Regions from separate parts of the Homo sapiens genome. Here region 1 is linked to region 2. Evidence: chromatin loops called from intact Hi-C (ENCODE). Cell type or tissue: GM12878. All regions are shown on one strand.

Region 1 (2,500 bases), 130 kb after region 2:
TTTTGTATTTTTAGTAGAGATGGGGTTTCACTATGTTGGTCAGGCAGGTCTGGAACTCCTGACCTCAGGTGATCCACCCACCTCAGCTTCCCAAAGTGCTGGGATTACAAGCGTGAGGCCTATTATAATTGATTTAAATCTAAACAGTCATTGTGGCTAGTGACTATCTTATTGGATGGCGCAGGCCTAGAGTGTAATGTGCATGACAGGGTTGCCATGAGTGACGGATAGCGATGGAGAAGGGCATCTGGACTTTGAGGGCTCATGGTATGGAGTTTGCATTTTATTCCAAGCACCATGGGTGAGGTTTTGTGATTAAGTCAAGGCGTTAGGTGACCTGGTTTTCTTTTTTTTTCTTTTTTGACACAGAGTCTCGCTCTGTTGTCCAGGCTGGTGTGCAGTGGCACAATCTCAGCTCACTGCAACTTCCGCCTCCCAGGTTCAAGCGATTCTCCTGCGTCAGCCTCCCAAGTAGCTGAGATTACAGGTGCCCACCACCATATCCAGCTAATATTTGTATTTTTAGTAGAGATGGGGTTTTGCCATGTTAGCCAGGCTGGTCTTGAACTCCTGACCTCAAGTGATCCATGCACCTCGGCCTCCCAAAGTGCTGGGATTACAGGTGTGAGCCACTGCGCCCGGCCCTGGTTCCCATTTTTAAAAGGTCACTTCAGTTGCTATAAGGAGAAATGGATTATGAGTGTGGGGCAAGAATGAAGCAGGGAGACCAGTTTGGAGGTGGCTGCAGTTGCCCAGGGGAGCAGTGATAGTGGCTTGGACCACTCAGAAAGACAAATTTTGGAGGAAGAGCTGATGCCAGGTTTTGGGAGTGAGGGAGAGAGATTCCTAGGGCTACTTCGGTGGTGGTTGGGTCCCCAAGCTCCAAGACTGAGTCCAGACCAGGGCCCCGTTGGTGGTGAGGTCTGATTTTAGCAGTGCGTGCCCACCTCCTTGTCTCCACCTGCTGGCTGGTGCTTGGAGCACCTTTAGGGGAACTTTAGCCATCAGAGTCCTGGGGTCAGGAGGCTGGGAGAAGGTCCTGGGAGGTGGGAAAGTCCCCCAACTGCTGGGTGGATGGGTGGGTGGGACTGTGTTCCCAGGGGCATCTGCTGGGCTGAGCCTCTCCCTGGGGGCTGTCCACATCAGCTTTCTCCCCTGCCATGGGTCAACTCAGGCCCATTTATGGGCCACACGGCTGCTTGGAAGGCATGTGGTGGAGAAGGGGAGGAGATAGCTGTCAGTGGACTTGGGGAAGAATCCCCCATCCATGGCAGCTTCCATGGGTGGCAAGTCCCCAGCATCCAAGGGCTGCCTCTGAGTGTCACCCACCCCCACCTGAGACCTTAGTGGCTAGAAGGGGGAGGGGTGGGGGTGGAGCCTGATTCGCAGCAGGGTGTGTCCAGATGGTCAGTCTCTGGTGGCTAGCCTGTCCTGACAGGGGAGAGTTAAGCTCCCGTTCTCCACCGTGCCGGCTGGCCAGGTGGGCTGAGGGTGACCGAGAGACCAGAACCTGCTTGCTGGAGCTTAGTGCTCAGAGCTGGGGAGGGAGGTTCCGCCGCTCCTCTGCTGTCAGCGCCGGCAGCCCCTCCCGGCTTCACTTCCTCCCGCAGCCCCTGCTACTGAGAAGCTCCGGGATCCCAGCAGCCGCCACGCCCTGGCCTCAGCCTGCGGGGTAAGTCGGTGGGCAATGCTGGGGACGTTGGAGGGGGCCGGGTCTCCAAGCCTGACAGTGAATGATGGGGTGGGGAAGGCCTAGTGGGCTCCTGGCTTCTACAGCCTGGAGCCAGGGTCTGTGTGGGGCTCCAGCACCCTCTCCCTGGACCTCCACACCCCTTCCTCTGCTGCCAGGGTGGGTGAGGGTCCCAGGAGGTGGGGTGGGGGCTGGACAGACAACTGTTGCTGCTGGGGCTTGGGAGTCTAGGGCTGGAGGAATGGGCCAGGGTTTGGTTGGGGACACAGATGGGCTAAACGGTATGAAACGGAAAGAGCACCCTTCTGCCCCAGTGTGTGTAGAAAGGGTGGTGGGTCACATCTGCAAACTGAGGCAGCCAGGCAGCTCCCCACCTCCCATGTTTCCATGGGAAAATACCCCACCCGGGTCCCCAGGGCCTGGTCCCAGCCTACCCTCTCCACTTCCCTCTGCTGGTGCCGCTCCTCTCTGCTCTCTGCCCCCTGCCCCCTGCCCCCTTCTCCACCCTTCTGTCTCCTTACCACTCTTTGACTCCTTCTTCTTTCTGATCCTGCTCACTGGGCCCATGAGGGTTCCCCAACCCTGACCGAGGCCCCACCCTTGCCAAGTGATGGAGGCTGTGGTTTCAGTTTTCCTGTGAGGGTGAGATTGTGCTGTTTGCTGAGCTTCCTAGGCCAGCCTAGGGCCTGAGGCAGCGTGGTGGAGAGAGCCTGGGCCACAGGCTAGGGGCCTCCCTCCCTTCGTGAAGCCCCCAGAGGCCCTGAGGCACACAAAGGTAGTATTCGATGCCTTCAGAGCTGAATCAGACTG
Region 2 (2,500 bases):
TACCAAGTTGTCCTTAAAAACTCTGATTCCAGAATGCTACGGGAGACTGATTTGAGTAATAATAATACTCCGGTCTCCATTACAGCTGGCTCTGCATGAATTAATTACAGCCGGCTCTGCATGAATTAATTACTCTTTCTCTATTGCAATTCCCGTGTATTGATAAATCGACTCTGTCTAGGCAGCAGGCAAGGTGAACCCACTGGGTGGTTACAACATTAGATAGCAAATTGGCAATTAAAGAATATATCTGTAGAGACAGGATCTTACTAATGTTGCCCAGCTGGTCTTAAACTCCTGGCCTCAAGCAGCCCTCCCACCACCTCAGCCTCCCAAAAGGCTGAGATTACAGGGGTGAGACACCACACCTGGCCAAATTGGCAATTTTTGAAGAAAGATTTCTCACAAGGACTTTGCAAGCTTTATGTACTTTATTTGTTGCAATAATATGAAATGCATCTTTCTGGGAAGGAGAACACAGGTAACTGATTTCAGTGTAATACCTAGCACTCATGCCTTGCTAATCCTTTTTATATCCTATGAGAAAGGAAAAATCCAGGCCGGGCGCGGTGGCTCAAGCCTGTAATCCCAGCACTTTGGGAGGCCAAGGCAGGTGGATCACGAGGTCAGGAGTTCAAGACCAGCCTGGCCAAGATGGTGAAACCCCATTTCTACTAAAACTACAAAAATTAGCCAGGCGCGGTGGCAGGTGCCTGTAATCCCAGCTACTGGGGATGCTGAAGCAGGAGAATCACCTGAACCCGGGCGGCAGAGGTTGCGCCACTGCTCTCCAGCCTGGGCGACAGAGTGAGGCTCTGTCTCCAAAAAAAAAAAAATCCATTTTATGGTTAGATTTGGGGGCTTCAAGCCGTATGTGGAAAAGGCTCTCTTAGGGCATTTGGTCTGTCTGGGCTCCTAAGCTGCTTAGAAATGAGGTCCTTATCACAGCAGATACTTAATAAAAGTGCACTGATCTTTATATACCTCTTTTTTCAGTCCTTTTTCTTTTTCTCAGATCGCCTTTTCCTTCTCTTACTTATCTTTTCCCCTATTTCTTTTCTCTGCGTATGGCTTAGGTTAGTCCTTGGCGGTGCAGAGACACCCCCCAGAAGTTGTTGGACCCTGCTGCAACCTCCCTGCAGCTTAGACTTCATTTCTTCACACTCCTGTATTTGGAGCAGCGACGCTAGTGCCAGGCCCTCAGACCAGGAGACAGTTGCTGCCTCCCACAGTGGCCCTTGGGGGGCGATATTGGCAGTCCCAGGTTAGGCTTCCACGTCCTTGGCTAGCCTTAAGGTTAGCTCTGAACTCTACTGACCTTTGCTCGCTTTGGATGACAAAGGAAATGATCGAGTTTAGAGATGGGCCAGAGGTGGGTGGAGGGGTGGCTGAACCTTCCGGCTTGCGCTGTACAAGCCACAAGACCAAATAAGGGCGTGTGAGCCGCCTCCGTCTGTATTAAAGTTCAGAGTGCAGTGTGCAAAAGTGGGACTCGGTTTTCAGAGATAAGCTGTTACCCAACCCTGCTTGAGTTCCAGCAGCGGAGGCTGCGAAGTCTCCTGCTCTGAGCAGGGCTGGGTCTGGGGGAGAAAGACCTGGGCCCCTGGGCTTGCTTAGCTGGGGAGAGGAAAGAAGGGGGGCTTCCCTCACCAGCACCTGGTGACTGAACGGACCCACAACCCCACAGATTTTCACAAAGGGTTTCCATGACTCTCCCGACTAAAATGTGCCGGCCAGTGTGACTCATTAGAATGTGTAGGAAAGGTCACTGTTTGAGGATATTCAGCCAGTGGGGGAAAAAACCACAACGTTATTTTAATGAACGCTTTTAGCCTGGCTTGTTTCCTGAACATTAAGGTCTAGGGCGGGACTTCGAGTTTGGGGCCTTTTCCAGAGGTATTAACACTGTGTTTGCTAAATACACCCCAGGGAAGGAGTCGTCGGGCTTCTACGAGTCACACTTAAAAGACTGGCAAGAGTTGGCTTCTTCTGTTGTGTTCTTAGCTTCCAAAATAGTAGTCTCTCCTCAGAGCCAGACGCGCAATGCCATCATGTTAATGAGGTGCCTCATGTGCTTCAATAGCCACTGACTGATGGTACCCCGAACCTGCCTGGATTCCTCACCTCTTCCCCTGCCCATCTCTCCTTCCCGCAGCAAACTGCTCATCCTGCAGCAGTCCGAACCTCTGCCTCATTGGCCCTAAGCTTCCTAAGGGAAGGGACCATGACTTGTATTCATGTTTATATCCCTAAAACTCAGCCCTCTGTTTGGCACATAGTGTGTGCTTAGTCCAGATCACTTAAATGTACAATGATTTCATTCTCTCGGAGCCCCGCTCTGGTGGTGTGGGTCCCTGGGGACCCCTCCAGATGCCTTTCTCCAGCCATGGCTGCGCAGGCACCGAGAAGCCGCAGGCTGGTTCCAGCTCACAGCCTCTCGCCTCAGGCCCACACTGCTCCTCCTGCTGTCTGCCCCAGGGCTTGCGATTGCCCGGGGGTC

What was found. A loop is a pair of places that touch in the nucleus more often than their neighbours do. Peaks named below come from ENCODE experiments on the same cell type or tissue, not always from the same donor. Only the 100,000 strongest peaks of a DNase experiment are listed, where the experiment ranks them.
Region 1: it touches region 2 in a loop (7-fold over the local background); 5 of 110 quality-filtered maps call a loop at or near these places.

The regions. Positions count from the first base shown.
Region 1 is chr17:16,414,162-16,416,661 of GRCh38, forward strand. It overlaps TRPV2 (transient receptor potential cation channel subfamily V member 2), which reads left to right and starts at 1,410. Exons shown (of 15, transcript NM_016113.5): 1 at 1,410-1,672. RefSeq lists enhancers at 1,241-1,360, 2,311-2,380 and a silencer at 2,081-2,200. In GM12878, a CTCF peak has its summit at 964 (motif pointing left); a DNase peak (open chromatin) is centred at 984; H3K4me3 peaks cover 2,110 bases; H3K27ac peaks cover 1,948 bases.
Region 2 is chr17:16,284,747-16,287,246 of GRCh38, forward strand. The region is part of intron 2 of PIGL (phosphatidylinositol glycan anchor biosynthesis class L); the gene reads left to right. Among named protein-coding and RNA genes, the nearest start is that of MIR1288, 4.0 kb to the left of the region's middle. RefSeq lists enhancers at 997-1,986, 1,151-1,200, 1,249-1,543. In GM12878, CTCF peaks have their summits at 1,240 and 2,461; DNase peaks (open chromatin) are centred at 1,375 and 2,345; H3K4me3 peaks cover 942 bases; H3K27ac peaks cover 1,871 bases.